Regions from separate parts of the Homo sapiens genome. Here region 1 is linked to region 2. The links are chromatin loops, found by intact Hi-C in ENCODE. Cell type or tissue: sigmoid colon. All regions are shown on one strand. Each heading gives the region's core, and the rest is flanking DNA. Links, peaks and the distances in the headings are about the cores only.

Evidence for each region. Peaks named below come from ENCODE experiments on the same cell type or tissue, not always from the same donor. Only the 100,000 strongest peaks of a DNase experiment are listed, where the experiment ranks them.
Region 1: a loop joins it to region 2, with 4 times the contacts of the local background. A loop is called at or near these places in 5 of 110 quality-filtered maps.

The regions. Positions count from the first base shown.
Region 1 is chr4:10,097,477-10,105,805 of GRCh38, forward strand. WDR1 (WD repeat domain 1) reads right to left here. Exons shown (of 15, transcript NM_017491.5): 3 at 6,420-6,510; 4 at 1,516-1,663; 5 at 235-415. Among named protein-coding and RNA genes, the nearest start is that of WDR1, 15 kb to the right of the region's middle. RefSeq lists enhancers at 4,910-5,600, 5,601-6,291. In sigmoid colon, for the core only: no CTCF peak of the experiment used is centred there; DNase peaks (open chromatin) are centred at 1,436, 3,585, 4,305, 4,595 and 1 weaker place; H3K27ac peaks cover 4,859 bases.
Region 2 is chr4:10,170,167-10,178,495 of GRCh38, forward strand. No RefSeq gene overlaps it. Among named protein-coding and RNA genes, the nearest start is that of WDR1, 58 kb to the left of the region's middle. In sigmoid colon, for the core only: a CTCF peak has its summit at 3,352; DNase peaks (open chromatin) are centred at 2,997, 3,395 and 4,505.

The sequences.
Region 1 (8,329 bases), core at 318-8,317, 72 kb before region 2:
TAGGGCAGGGCCCTTCCTTGTGGGAACCATCCATGCCCAGCTGAGGGCCTGGGGAGGACGAGTGCTGGGTGGGGGAGCCCTCCCTCTCTCTGCACACCCCTGGGAGCCCACTTCTGTGTATCATGGCATACGTGGCATGTGCTGTGGTCTCTGCCATCAGCATCTAAACAGGCTCAGCCTCTGCTAGCCTCATGTACAAACCACAAATTTCACCCAAAAAGTAAGTTCACTTACGCCAATTGTGAACTTGAACTTGAATGGGGGTCCCTCAAAGAATGCCGCGCAGTTATCATCGCTTCCCGTGGCCAGCCGGTATGGCCGGCTCTGCTTGATGTCCACGCTGTTGATGACTTTGTTGTGTCCTGTAATCTCGCCCACAGAAGAGCCACTATCCCAGAGGAAGACTGCTCCAAACCTTGACCCAATGACACAGGTGGAAGACAAAAAAAAAAAAAAAAAATCAATCCCAGAAGGCTGGTAAGCAATCTGATAGCTGAGCTGCCAGTGCACAGAGGATGGAGTGACTGTCAGCAGGCAGCTCAGAACGCCACAGGGACAAATGAGGGAAGCACTGGGGTTCTGGCTCCACAAGGCATTTGTCCAAAGGACCCAAGAACAAGATGGGGCAAGCCGGCGCCTTCGGGAAGGGGATGCATGTGTGTGTCTGTGGGGCCCCACGCCACAGGGCCCAGGGCTATCTTTACAGCTTCACCATTCTCCTTACAGTTCTATTGGGAGGGAACAGTTACCATCCCCTACAGGAATGAGATGCCCTGCTCTTGGCTGACATTCAACAAAAACACTGTTTTAGTTACTATTTGCTACTGAAAAAAGAAGGAATTAAGACCAACAGGAATGACTTGAGAAGCCATGGAAAAACACCTACTAGAACATGTACGAGAAAGTGCCATTCAGTGAAGAACAGACATGCCACTGTCAAGTTCAAGGGGTTATGGCCAGCCATGGTGCTGCAGGGGGGACTCTGACTCTCTTGAATTAAAAAAACCTGGGTTTCGGCACCAACCTCACCAGTCACTAGGCCCCTGAGGTCAGTAGCCACCCAGTGCCACCCAGCCAGCATCCACTGCCCCTCCCTCCTCCATCAGAGACCCTTGGGGGAGGTGCCCAGCTGGAAGAAACAGTTCAGCCTCCCTGGCAGCTTCATGGGGCAGCTGCTGTGAGGGACCCCGAATAGAAGTGCTGTTGCTCTTTCACTCTGTCCCCTTCTTGCTGCCTGCAGGTGGGCATGAGAGCTGGGGTTCTAGCAGGCAAGGCACTCAGGACGTCAGAGGAGATACATGAGTGCTGGGCCCTGGTGACAAACCCAGTGTGATGTGGAGTTCTACCTTACCTGGGGCTGCAGCCAGCCCTCACGGGGCCCGGCACCTACTGGGAGCTCAACCCTCACGAGTGCAAGTTAGTACAGACATCAGCGCATCCCCCTCCCAGGGTCATAGCACATGGACGCATGAGCCACAGCAACAGGGCAGGGAGGGGCTGAGAGGAGTGACTCACTTCTCCCTTCCTTCCCCGACCACGGCGATCCTCTTACTGTCTTCAGTCCAAGCAATGTCTTTGATCTTCCCAGCGAAAGGCTGGTACTCATACTTCAACAGGTGCTCCTTCTGCGTGGTATCCCAGATCCTCAGCTTCCCAGACACATCTGTGGGGCACAGCGGGCGGGGGAGGGGGGGAGGCGGTGGTGGGGTAAAGGGCAGGGGGAGAGCCACAGGTCACTGCCGGGCCAGGGCCACGTGGCCATAGGCCCACTCAGAACCATGTCTGGTTGCTTAGGCTTTCTAGAGGAAAAGGCCTAGTGAAGAGAACGTGTCTTAGGGCAACAATATTCAGCCACCCTTAAGTCAGAGCCCGTGGCATCCAGAGGCCTGCCATTTGGGCCTCTGCATTTTGCCAGAAATCTTGCCAGAAATCATCTGGATAACAAACCCTGCTTAGGCATCAGAAAAAGCCCAGGGACACATCATGGTAAACTCCAATATGCCAGGAAGTGGTTTAGTTTTCTCACTGTGTTTCTTTTCTTGTAGGGGCATCAGAATGACGTGTGGGCCTCAGGCCACCTTTGTGGAATGGGACGGCACTGGCTACACCTGCCTCTCCTTTGCAGTTGCTGCAGTGACTTCTGGAAACGAGGTGCACAGCTGTGAGGGTGCAGCGTGCTGCCCACTGCGATGCCTCAGCGTGGCCTGGCGGCCTCCACCTGGGCCTGCAGACCGGGCTTCCTGTGCAGCTTCCCAACAGCGTGCTGCTGCCTGGCAAATCAGCAGCCTCACTCACACACCGAGCAGTTCCACGACGCACAGGAATCCAAGCGTAAGATTCTTCTGTGAGAGTAGCAGGTGGGTGTTGCGGGGGAAGGAGAATTACACACAGAACTCGATGCTGATTCTCTTCTCACCGGAGCGTGGGCAGCCAATTGTAACAGAAGCAACACCGGGGGCCACGTACCCCCAATCCCCCACCACGATCCTGTCACCAAGTACCAAGTCCCAATCCCGACACACCCTCTCCAAATGAGCACTGTGTTGGCGTGAAGAAATGGGAGCATTCTAGACTAACTCTCAAGGCTTCACGCTTTAAAACCTCAGCCCCATCTGCTAAGCAGGTAAAGGCGCCTTTTTAAGAGGATTGTCAGGACACGTTAACAACCACCACAGCTCTACAGCTGCTTCCAGTGAAAAGAGCTTTTGTTTTCTTGCTGCAACTGAGCAGCTCAAAGGAGGGCAGCAGCTAAGAGCCAGGCCTTGGGAGCAGGGGCCCTGGGTTCAAATCCAGCCTCTGCCACACACAGGCTTTGTGGGGCTCAGCAAGCAACATGGCTTGTGTCCTTATCCAGAAGAGTGGAAATAACAGAGCCACTCACAGGGCTGCTGTAGGTTCCACGAGTTAACACGTGCGAAGTCTCCAACTAGTCTTCAGTGCACAGCAAGAGCTCGTTACGAGTCAGGTGGAACGAGTCCACGAATTAACGGAGGCTCTACACAGGCCACGAAGATGCCTTGCTTGTGGGCAGACACAGCCCGAGCCTAGACTGAGCCATCCTCTGAGATGAGGGAGATGCACGTAAGGACTGTCCTGCTCTCAGTCCAGCTGCGGGGACAGGCAAGAGGTGATGCCAAATCCAGTGAACAGCACTAACTAAGGGGAGTCCCAGAAGGGCCCAGTTCTCTGCACAAGGTCCAGGAAGACCACCTGCTGTGCTACCTGAGCTGAGTTCCAAAGGTGACCTGGAGATCTGCTTAGTTAAGTCCTTTCACTGATAAAACAGGCCGGGGGGGAAGAAGGGGTCAGAAGAGGAAGTCACCACAGGCTGGCAGCATCGGAGGGGAGCACTGTGTGTGCAGGAAGGACATGCAGATACACTCAGGAGCATACATATCCACACATGCACACATGTCCACACATGCACATGTGACCACGTGGTCTGCTATGCTCAGGCCCATCCAGGGCCCATGCTGCCCCATGGAGAAGACATTGCTCTCAGGACAAGGCAGAGGGCGTCCCACCCTGAAAGAGGCGCCTTCCTCCAGGAAGCCTGCCCTGGGCCTACGTAAGGCCAAACCACACGCCTGTCACATGGCCCTCGCCAACTCCCAAGGGCAGCCTGGAACCACGGCCCCAGCGCCAAGGCAGACAGAACAGTATCATGAAAATAACCTCAGGAAAAGGAGGCCTGGGCCTGCCCCCGAAATGACCTGTGCACTGAGGACTGCCCCGTGGGAATGTGGGCTCCCAGAGTGCCGGAGGCTCCCAGGTGCGCAGCCCTTCCCAAGGTTCAACACTTCAGCAGTCATGAACCAGTCAGACTGACAGGGTCTAAAGATCCTGCAGAGGGCTGGGGCCAGCTGCCAGGCAACCCACTTAGTGGGCCAGCACGGCTCTTTCTCAGCCCCCTTCTCCAAACCACCCCCCTACCACACTATTTTTAGCCCCACTTCATCTCTGCAGCAAACGTTCCAATGTAAGCCTTAACAATTGCTTCGCTCTATTCAAAGAAATGTATTAGAAACATAAAATATGATCTCGCCCAAGAACACTTGGACCTGAGGATGGCCCCAAACTCCCTTGGCTCCTCTACAAAATCAGGGCACTTTTCAGGGAGGACAGCGTCCCACGATGGCCACTTATTTATGTGGTCTGTCCTTTGCAACAGTCTCCGCAACAGCCTTCCATTGAATTCTGTCTCATTGGACACCTTTCTGGGGACTGGGGACAGGGCAGGCCTGGGCCCGCAGGTTCTCAGCTTGCAGCTGACAGGGCACGGACAATGTGCCAGGCAGGAGCGGAGGCCCTTGCCAACTGCATTCCTCTCCTGAGAAGACACTTCTAAGAGCATTCGGCTCCATGTTAAACATGTAAAAGACATTCGGGCCAAATCTTGGGGCTTTAAATGAAGAGACTTTTGCTGGCAAGCAGGGCTTGGGGAAAAAATAAATCACAGAGCTAAATAAATCATGGGATGTAAATGAGAGCATGTTTTACAGATGGAGCTGGAGAAGATCTAAACACAAAAACCATTAAATGCCTACTATGAGCCAGACTCCGGGCCCAACCCTTCACCGTGACCTCAGCTGACCGCCAACAGCAGTCAGCCAGCTCACCCAGCCGCCTGGCTCGATCAGAACAGAGCCCCAGTTTTGTGACAGGTAACGGGTCACCCAGGGGTAAGTACCCATTAGTGCAACAGCCATGCTGGGCATATCCATGCCTTACTGGCTCCTTCACACCCTAAGAGGCAGGCACTAGCAGCCCCAGTTTGGAAGAGAAAATTTGGGCCCAGGAAGGTGAGTTACTCAACTAAGGCTACGCCACCAGTAAGAGGCTGCCATGGTCTGAGTGTGACCTCGAAAACCATGTGCTGGAAACTTAATCCCCAATGCATCAGAGGCGGCCTATGGAGAGGTGATTAGGCCAGGAGGGCTCTGCCCTCAGGAATGGGTATTATGACATGAGCAGCTTCCCAATAAAAGGACAAGCCCAGCCCCTCTTCTTCTCTCACCTTCTCTTTGTTCTTCTGCCATGGACTGACACAGCAAAAGGCCCTTGACAGATACCGGCCCCTGCTGTGCAACGGCCCCTGCTGTCCAACTGCCCAGCCCCAAGAACTATGAGCCAATACATTTGTGTTAGTCGTAAATTACCCAGCCTGTGAGCACAAAGCAGAGTAAGACAGAGCCGAACCCAGGTCTTCCCCAACCCCAAGGCCTACCATCTCCCATACACCCTTCAGGACAGGCTGCTGTGCACACGCAGGATGGTACAAGCATAGGGCCACGGCGTGCATGAGTCCCGCCCTCCCCTACTGGTGCTTAGCTCTCTCAGCAATTTGGTCATAGCTGTCACTCTCCAGAGAGGCTGATGAGGCCCACATCAGCTTACTCACTTGGCCTCCCTGGGCTGCAGATGGCTAGGCAAGGCAGGCAGTAAGTATCTGTTGAGCTTATGAATGAATGAGTGAGTGAATGAATGAGTGGGCCACCATTCTAGAAGGGGTACCACTCTCACTCCTGTACCTCTTGTTCCCATCTGTGTACAGGAAAAGCTCTGCGTCAAAGAACTAAGTAAATAAAAAAACATCCTTCAAGAGGAAAGATCTCTCCACCCCTGCCTCTGCCTAGCCTCCCACTGAGCCACACAAAAGCCCAGGCTGCAGAGAGCAAAGGCCCAGTGTACAAATAAAACGTGAGCGCTGGCCTGGAGGCCAGCATTGTGGTAGCACTGGGAAAGGAGCAGCGGGTAAAGATGACACAAAACAAAACATCCATTCACACATACACACACACACACACACACAGACACACACACACACACACACACACACACACACACGGCCCACAAGGGCTCCAACATACCATGCCATGGCTTCCCGCAAAAGGTCCCTGGCCAACCTCATGGTGGCATTTCTGCTGACCTCCAAGCTGGAACTAACTGCAACACTACAAACTAGAAAGTGTCCTTTCTGTTCTAGAACTAAGGCCAGTTTTGAAAAGGGGCATTTTGGTAGCTTACACCAGGGGTGTTCAATCTTTTGGCTTCCCTGGGCCACAGATAAAATACACTAATACTATCGATAGCTGATGAGCTTGAAAAGAAAAAAGAAAAGAAAAAAAACCTCACGTTTTAAAAAGTGTACCAATTTGTGTTGGGCTGCATTCGAAGCCATCCGGGGCCACATGCAGCCCATGGGCCACCGGTTGGACAAGGCTGGCTTACACATTCCTTGTCAGCCTCAGCTGAAACTAATTATACTGGCTCCCCTCAACTCACCACCCCCAGCCTGCTCCCCCACCCCCCACCTCCCTCCTCCCACTCTCCCAAGGCCAGAAGCCCAGCTTCGCCCTGGGCCCTGAGCGCCACCCAGGCCCCCACAGGTGTCCACGAGCCTTGCCCCCATACAGTACCTCCGGAGGCAATGTAGAATCCGCTGGGCGCATACTTGGCCACCACCACCTGATGGGCGTGCTCTGTGTAGATGTCAGCAAGGGCTGGGTTCTGCAGGAGGAGACCCCGGAATGAACAGAAGGAATGGAGAAGCAGTCAAGCTTCCAGCTCTCCACATCAACAGATATGGGGTGAAAGGGGTGTACAAAGAAACACTGAAGCTAAAACCGTGAAGAAAACCGCAGAAGCATACCACTTGCCTACGTATCTACTGCCTGCCTACCTATCTCTGGGTGATAGAATTTCATGTTACTTTAATTCGTTCTCCTTAGTCTATGACTGTACAACAAGGTGATTTTTTTCCTTTTCTGCTTTTCTGTACTTTCCATAATACAGAACAAATATATCAGTGAAACAGATACACAAAAGGTGGATTAGAGCAAGAAGCCCTGGTTCTAATCCCTCCCATTTGTGGGAAGCTGCATTCATTCCAGCGCTCTGTTCTCTTCCGTGTTTAGGACCAGCTCTCCTGGCTGCCAATCAATGTTGGACCCCAAACTCAGCGCCTGGCTGTGCTGTGCAGGAGCAGAGCAGGACACGCTGTGGGAGCCCTCTCTATCAAAAACTTGGGTTTGGAAAGGAAAGTCGATTCCCCACTCCCTTGCATAGCACAGATCAAAGGCTGGGTGGACTTTGTGGCAAAAATGGGGCCAACATTTGAGACTAGAAGCATCTTCAGCAATGAGGTTTCAACATGTAATGTGCTAAAAGTAGATCCCTGCGCCTCCCTCCCGGCATACACACACACGCAGGGCCTCAGTGAAACAGAAACACACACACACACTGGGCTGCTCTCAATCTGTCTCCACAGTGAAGCTTTCTTTCAGGAGGGAATAAAGACATGGCCATCTAATCTCTGCTACCTACTGTCAGCTTTTTACAAACCAAGTGCTCTTTGAAAGAGGCAGCTTCCCGCCAGCTTGAGGCTTAGGACACACCAGACTCCTGTGAGGGTGCCCGGGCACCCCTAGCATGACCCCACCTGCTGCCACCCCACCCCTCATCTCCCTTAGACCCCTCCTCAAGACCTGAGGGGCCCCCATCTCACGAGACTGAGACCACAGAAGTACAGACCCTGATTCCTGCCCACCTTCTGCCATCCTGTTTAAGCTCCACGTCTGTGTGTAGTCTGTGCCCTTGGCCAGCACCTCTCCCTGCCTACGGACACCCACTCACCCATCAGGCCTAACGGAAGCGTTCCCTCCTCCATGAAGCCTCCAAGTATGGCCCAAGCTATCCGTATCAACTCTTCTGTGCTTCCAGATCATTTAACATGTCCACCGGGATGGCACAACACACATCATAGTCCCTAGCATTCCTGTCCATCTCCTCCAACTCTGCTGTGCCCTGCTTAACATGACCTTTATCTCACTAGCCATCTCAATAAGTGGTTTGGGGGAGAAAAAAAGAAGTACACACAGACCTTCTCTTTCATCCCTAAGACTTAACACAGCATTATGTGATATAATAGACACCAGTCATAAATTAATCCATTTTGGGATAATCGTTCGCCAGTGAAATTAGAATGTATCAAGGTGTCTATCCAAAGAAGATACTACGAATGACAAGTAAGCACATGAAAAAGCGCTCAGTGTCATTAGTCTTGGGAAATGCAAGTCAAAACTACAACAGAATACCACTCCATACTCACTAGAATCAATAAAAAGAAAAGACTGACATCACCAAGTGCTGGCAAGGGTAGAGGGGTGGGGACACTGGAATGTTCACACTGCTGGTGGAAATGCAAAATGGTACAGTTGGAAAAGAGTTGGGCAGGTTATTTATAAACCTAAACAGACACTACTCACACCAAACACCAGCAACCCCACTCCTAGGTATCTGCCCTGGAGAAATGGAAGCATGTGTCCAC
Region 2 (8,329 bases), core at 67-8,066:
ACAGCCGTCATAGCTATTATTAGATTATTCATCATAGCTGGTCATTCCGCCACCTTCAGATTTTCTTCTCCCATCTTTGTCAACTTCTTGATGTGGCCCCAGGTGAGTGGCTGTGCCTGGTGAGTGTTGCTTGCCGGGACTGGTGTCTTCCTTACTGTCAGTCTCGACATGGCTGCAATCGGGGGTCCTCGGGTTCCTTCCCAAATCTCTTCCTCAGCATCTGGCTCATAAGGTTTCAGGTACCTTGATGGTATCCAAGTTGGCTGCTGGTTTTGGCCTGGAGAAACACAAGCATAACCTCTACCCCATGTTGTTATTTTACGTATTTCCTAACTTTGTTATCAGATCTCTCCACCAAACCAGTCGTCTTGCTTCTGTCTTTGCCACTGGTTTCTATAGATGTTGTTCAGCTGCTTGATAGCATCTGGCCTTTAGGCAGGCTCAGAAAATTTAAAGTCAATAATGCTAGATTCAATTGTATACTTGGAGTTCCATAGTCACTGTTACCCGCAACCCCACACTTTGTTTTTGTAATTGCTGTTTTAGGGAGAGATTGATTCTACAATGGCTTGTCCTTATGAATTATGGGATGCCAGTAATGTGTTTAATATTCCATATAGAGAAAAATGTAGCTAGAGCTTGGCTAGTATAGCCTGGGGCATTATCTGTTTTAACTGAAGTTGGAATGCCTATGATTGTGTGAAGCCTTGTAAAAGATGCCACTTAATACAGGCAGAAGATTCTCCTGTTTTGACAGGTAGCTTAAAGTGAGAAAATGTGTCTACATATACATGCACGTAAGCTAGTCTCCCAAAAGTTGGGAACATATATGACAGCCATTGGCCAAAGAGAATTAGGTTCCAATCCTCGAGGATTAACTCCTGTAAAAGATGAGGAATGCACCATTTGGCAAGTTGCGCATTGCTGGATGATAGCTTTAGCTTCTTTCCAGGTAATGCTGTATCTGCATTTGAGACCAGAGGCATTAAGGGTTAAATTGTGAAAGTGTATAGTATTAGATAATGCAGTAGCAACTAGGCGATAAGTCATTTGATTGCCTGTGGTCAAAGGTCCTGGAAGGGAAGTGTATGAGCTCTAATTGAGTAATGTAAAAAGGGTGCATTCTATTCCTAACTGCCGTTTGCAGTTGGGTGAATAAAGTAATCAGTTGTTCATCTGTATGAAATTGTGTAACTTAGCATTTTCAATTGGGTGGAGTGAACCACATATGAACAATTAGAAATTACATTGACAGGCATCTCAAGCACTCAGCACCTCAATTACAGCTACAAGCTCTGCTTTTTGAGCTGAAGTATAGGGTGTCTGAAAATTTTTTAATCCAGAATGAGAAGCTTTACCATTACTAGACCCATCTGTAAAAATATATTTAGCACCTTCAATTGGTTTAAATTGTTCTAGGGAGAATCCAATTTTAAAAATTGAAATAATTTTCAAAGTGATCAGGAACACCTACAAAATCAGCTAAATGGGTTTACCAAGTAAGACTATTTATAAAGGCCTGTTGTATTTGTGCCTTTGTAAGAGGGACAATTTTTCCAAGGTCATATCCATGCAATTTAACAATTCAAGTTCTCCCATTTCCTATCAGTAGCAGTTTGATCCAAATAAGGAGTTAAGGACTGCGAATTAGTATGTGGAAGAAAAAGCCATTCTAAGTCTTGGTCTTGGACAATAACACCAGTAGGTGAATGCTGAGTTGGAAAAATCTAAAGTCTTTTTTTGATCTATTCCGTTTGATCTTTATGTATTTGCTTCTCAATTAGCTGTAACTCTGTCTCAGCCTCCTGTAATTGCCAAGGGCTAGCGAGACTAGGATCCTCCTCTAACGATAGAAAACAGGCTACTCATGGCACAGGTAGGAATGCCTAGAGCAGGTCATATCCAATTAATGTCTCCTAGTAATTTTTGAAAGTCAATGTCTTCAATTCCAACGTATGGTTAGTTTCTGTGGCACTATTGTAGTGTCATTTACTAAGCCGTGCTATACGCTCTCCTGGCTCTGCTTTCCAGGGAACAGAAGTAGATACAATAACTTGAATTTCTCCATTGTAATCTGACTCCTGTTTGTACTTGTATTCCTTTTAAACTTAAACTAGACCTACCTAGAAGTAATTCTGCTGTCCCCGCAGGCAGGGGTCCGCTCCTGTTGACACCTTTTGCGGGGGTTCCCCAGGCAGAAGGCTCGCAGCTTTAGTGCAGCATAACTCTGGCGGGTACTGGCTGTGGCAGGGGACAGGCATTGTACAGGGGTGAGAGAGTGGCCTGAGCCAGGAATGACCCGGTTTGGAACGGAGCCTGGGACGGACCCTCATGGCACTTCCCGAAATTGGGTTCTCATCTTTATCAGACTTAGTGACGCTGATTAGCCCAGTGTTTTCCTTTTTTGCATTTTGGACATATTCCAGGCTCAGCAGTTGTTTGCCCCCCCAACTGGGAGCCTGACTTGCTGATTTTTTTTTTTCCCCTGCATTCTTTTTTAGTATTACCATGCTTCCCACAGTTAAAACAAGCTCCAGGAAATGAATATTTCCTTTACCCACTTTCAGTCCTGCCATTGCCTTGGGCTAGCAGGATAACTTTATGCAGATTACCTCTGATACTATCACAAGCTTTAATATACTCGACCAAATGTGCTTTTCCTTTAATAAGTGGCAGAGCAACTTGGCACTCAGGATTGGCATTGTCAAAAGCAATAACTGCAACACCATATCCTGAGCAGCAGAATCTGCAATCGCCTTTTTAAGAGACTCCTGTAACCTGGCTATAAAATCTACATATGGTTCTTTTGGTCCTTGTCTCACAGCACTAAAAGATGGGTATTCTGAAGTGATTTTCCCCAGCTCTAATACGTACTCCTAAGGTGCTCTATGGCATCATCCTGCATGACCACTTGCACATCTAAACCAGCCCAGCCGCTAATCCCCAAAAGTTGGCCTGCAGTTACATAAATTTGAGGTTGGGCCTGGGCAGTGTGAGCAGCCTGAATGGAAGCTTCCTCTGCCCACCAAGTTTTAAGCTGTAAGAATTGAACATGAGTCAGACAAGCTCGAGTAAGAGCCTCCCAGTCAGTAGGGATCACCTGACTGGAGACGAGAACATTTAACAGTCTTATTACAAAAGGAAAACCTGGTCCATACTGATTAATAGCTTGTTTAAATTCTTTAACTTAAAAGGAAGAGGCTCACATGTAACCATAATATTCCCGTTGATCAGGTGGTTGTATTGTCATGGCAACTGCCAAGCATCCATATCACCCTCTCATCTAGCTTGCTGGATTCCTGCCTGAATGTAACTGAGAGCGGTCACTTGAGGCGCTGCTCAGTCACAGGGGCAACTACTTTTCACCCAGTGTCCTCCAGAAGAGATCCGGAGGGGGTCAGGCCACTTTCTTCAAAATGGGTGGGGAGGTGTAGAGGGTTAGGGATAAACATCTCCCTCTGCCGCTTTAGCTGGCAAGCAAACTTGCTCTGTCATCTTCGGTTACTTCATTGTACTCTCCTTCCTGACTTTTTTTTCTCATCTGTGTGGAAAGGTTCCAAGGTGGAATGAACCAGAGCCCACACTGACTAGTTTACAGGAATATCCTCAGCACCATCCTTATATGCCTTTTTCAGTGCACTGCCTACCTTTTCCCAGACCTCTACATTCAGAGTTCCTTGGTCCAGAAACCAGGGGCAATATTTCTCTACCACACTAAAAAGCTGCATAAGTCATCTGGTGCTACCCTTCACTCCTCCTTTTGAGATGCCAAAGCAGACTCAAGCCTCATGTCTGCTCACCCCTTGTCCCATTGTTATCCTGATGCTTCTGAGCTCCCCTTCTTACCCACAGGGATTGCTTAAAGAGTACTCGGGTGTGCTCCAGTGTAGTTCCACGTACTCCAGCCGTTGCTCCAGTGACCTTTCGACTGGAATTCGAGCCCCCCCATTGGGCACTGCTTGCCAAGACCAGCTCGGTTGTGGAGACCCTAAACCAATGGTGCTAGAGGAATTCGACTCAGGAATTAGGGTATAAAGTGGAAATCGGGGGGCTGACAGCCTTGAGAGCTAAGAGCCATGAACAGAGACTGGCCCACACATTTGACAAAGTCAGTGATAAGCATAGTTTTTATAGATAAGCTAAAAGCATTCCTTAGGGGAAACAAAGCATTCTTAGCAAGGAGCAAAGAAACAGGTGCTGGCTTGATCATCTGCAGCAAAAGCATATTAAGGCACAGGCAGCTCCTGCTATTGTTAGTGGTTTGACCAGTTTTCCCTCTCTGGGCAGGCCAGGTTTTCCTAGCCCCCTGCTCCAGTAAACCTCTAGCAGTGTGTGTGATAGCCATCATGATCGTGTCATGTTGCTGCAGAAATCCTGTTTGTGGTGTTTCTTTAAGGCCTGTTTGACAGGGTTAGGGCTTGCTACCAGCACCAGACAGCACAGGGGCCAGTGTGAGATTAGTATGGCTGGGTGAGAAGTCCTGCCAAGGTGCTGGCAGATCTGGGCTGTTGCCAGATGGACTTGAGAGCTCTATTCTGGGAGTAGATTTTTGGCAGGCTTTTTCCAGACTCGAGAGGGCCCTCAGCTGATATATGGTCTCAGTAATGGATCAGGCTCTACCATGTACCATGAAAGTGTCTTATGACCAATTTAGATCTCAACTTCATAGAAAGCTGTCACAATGAACTGAATGTTATGCATAGTCCAGGAGAGGGATTTTTTTCTTGGTCATAAAATGGTTTGTTAGGGAATCATGACTCTTCCCTTGTTATCTAAGTCCTTCAACTTCATACCTGTTACCCGTCTTTGCCTATGACTTAAACTGAAGTGTAGTAAAGTTATGTGCTTTTTGTGGGAGAAGTCCTAGGCCTCTCGCTTAGTGGTGTCCAGGTAGCTACTTAACCCCAAAGAACAATCTATACAATAAGACCTAGACTGGAAACACAAAGTTCTCTGTGAATCTCGTCTGAGATGGGTAATGTGGTGTGAGACCTTATGGCTGACAGGTGTCATAGCCACAGCTGGTTAGTGTCAGTTACTATAGACCCAGAGGTGCGTCTGTGCTTGTGAAATACTTGGAGGGAATTAGTATGTTATTGGCTTCTTTGGTTCCCTTATGCCTTTATGTCATGTCCCTTAATGGAAGAATTTGTACAGCTTTTCCTGTATTAAAAATAAAGAACTGGTATCATAACCTCTCCACACTTAAGGCCCTTCAGGGACTAAGACTTAGGCCTGACCTCAGCTCAGTGGCTGAGCTCATGGATCCCAGCCATGTTGAGCTGCAGAGCTAATCATACAATGCTAGAAGCACACTTGAAGGTGATGCGCCATCACCAGGTGGCTGGGTCCCAAGAGTCATCTTTTGCTGAGAAGCATGTGATGGGAACCTCTGGGCTCTGGGGTGTCTTCTGGGGCAAGCAAGCATTGGGGCAGGAGGTACAATAGTGCCTGAGCTACCCTTTGTACCTTCCTCTGCTCTGAGGATCCTAGACAACTTTGATCCATGTCAATGTCTTACTCGGCTTTTCAGACAACTGTGACCTTGGATTGCCCACTTGGCTATCTGTTATAAGTAAAACTTCCAGTTTGTTCTTTCACTCAATGTTTTGAAATCATTCATAAACTTCTCGGCTGTCATAAGGCCTCAGGAATCATTGGTATGAAGAATCTGGTTAGAGGGTATCGGAAGATACAATGACATAGCCATCAGAATGGAACCTTTAAGTCTGAATTCTTGGCCCTTAGAGCTTGGGCTATAATGTAGCCAGAGATCCATCTCATCCAAAACCAGACTGAAACACACGTTTCCGTATACCACTGTGTCTGAGTGATGCACGTAGGATCGTTTTCTGCTGGGATACGCACTGAACTGACAGCCTTGGTGAACATGAGGGAGATGGATGGACCCCAGTCTCTGCACCTAGTAGACCTTTGGTAGTTTACCCTGTTTCATGAAATGTGTGGCTCAAGTCTAGTTCTTTCACTGCGCACTGACACTGCCAGAAAAGGCCTTGGAACTTTCTGCAGTGGTTGTGTTGTTCATACTGCCTTGTGTGCAGGGGAGACTTAAGATAGAGGAAGGCTGCTCCCCTGACTAAAATGAGGTGCATTCTCAGAGGGGGCACCTGAATTTCCACTGGATGTGGGAAGCATTCCTCACCCAAGTCATACTACTTTAGATCCTGGATCTGAGTCATCCAGGACCCAACACTTGAGGTCTGGCCCCAGTGGAAAGTGATGGGAAGGTTGGTCCTCCAATCACAGCTTGCAAGATGTCCCTATGTGATCACTGTACCAGTGTCCATAGTAGGAGATGTTAACACCCAAACTCATTGTTGCTTATAAAGGTCTGTATATAGACACTAAGGTAAATGCGTAGCAAAAGGGCCAGGTGTTAGGGAACAGGTAGAAGGTGGACCAGTTCTCAGCTCCAGAAAACAAGCTTCAACAGTCATAGTGAGGCATCTGCATGCTTCAACCTGAATCTGAAATACTTAACACACTACCTATGCTCCCAGAATCCTCCAAAGTCCTCAAATTACATGTATATCTGATATCCACCTATCAACTAGATCAGAAACTTTTAATTGGATGCTCCTGTGTAATTTTTCATTGGGGGCTGTCCTGTGCACTGTAGGACTTTAAGCAGCACAATTTACCTTTTCTGCTAGGTGCCCATAGCAATTCCCTTCAACCCCTGAAGGGCTGTGATCAACATCTAGACACTTCTCCCTGGAAAGCAGAATTGACCACTTGAATACCTAACTAGGTTTCAAGAAACCATCAGCTGTCTTGGGGGTAGTTCTCTCATGGCACCTTCATGTGTGGAGTACTAGATGCCTGTGTGTTTTCTCCATGATCTTTGAAAGGTTGGAGAACAGACAATCTGAAGCTGAGCAATGCCTTCACAGAGGTGAACTCTCCCAGAAAAAATCCCTTCAAGGTAGCCCCTAGGGCCTGGGATTTAATTGTTCTCCTTTCCACGTTGAAGAATCCTCTTCACCACCGAGTCTTGGGATGCAATTGGCAGGTCCATACCCTTATGTCTTCACTGTGCGTGTCTTGGCATGGGCTTCTTACTGCTCAAGAGTCTGAATTGGACCATTCCCATAGGCCCCTCCACATATGAGTGTTCCAGATCTCTTCTATGTAATCATCTTCCGGGGTCTGACCAGTCAGTCCATTTTCCAATATATGGGACCAATTATCCTCAAATCCCTTATCCCGTAAGAGATGATCAAGTTTATTGATTGAACTTCTGCCAAATGAGAGGATTTTTTCCCCAATGACGACTTAGGGTGCCCTCAGAGAAGCTTTAGTGTCACAACAGTTTATACTCGGCTATCACATATTGAGTCAATCATCCATAAACCAGAACTTTACCCTTTGCCAGTTGGTCATAGAGATCTCCCCTTGAGGCTACAGGTATGAGCTGACAGATGCAGGTACTACAGAGCTTGAGGATGATGGGAGTCTGAGCCACCTAGTTTTGTGATTTAAATGTAGTTCTATGTTTATTTCCCTCACAACCTTGTTGTGCCCATGGAGCTTCTGCCTCTATGGGTCTCACAACACCCAGATCAGGCTAGGAAGTTCTAAAAGTTACTAGCTGTCTCATGGCCAAGAGCTCAGTCTCCAAGGCTCAGTAACATGGTTGAAGCTGACCTGAAGGGTAATCAGCCTTCTACTGGCAGACTTAGGCTAGAATCTTAATGGTCTGTAGTATTTTTACTAAAGTATCCCCCAGATGCCTCCCATGACCACCTCCTACCATGGATCTAATATGAGAGGCAAGGCAACATTTTAGAAGGCCAAGATTAGCTGCAGGGCCCTCATCTGATGAGGCCTCTTCAAAACTTATACCTGTTGGAGCCCACTAAAAATGGCTTACAGTAGTTAAGTGTGATACGCTGTATCAAATTCACAAACTCCTATTTTGAAAGTACACTGTTTATGGTAGGAGATAATCCAAGGAACTGTCCTTGAATTTGAAAGTTGGAAGTGATGTCCCTGCATGCCCTAGATACTTAAGCATTGTGGATAGACCCCTGAGTCTTGGTAGGCTTTCCCCTCCCTCTGGCACTTGGGTATGCTCCAGAGCACTGGCTGCTTCCTGATGGGTCTGACTTATGCCAATAATAAAGTGGCCCAGCGAGATCTCCTGTGAGATGCCAGCAAAACCAAGACTTCAGCCTATGACATTAGGACAGACCAGTAGAGTTAATACCGCCTGAGGACAAGACAATGTGTATTCCTGGCCTTACCATGAATAAGCCAAACTGAACTTGGAACCTCAATGAGGAGGATTTGAAAGAATGGATTTTCC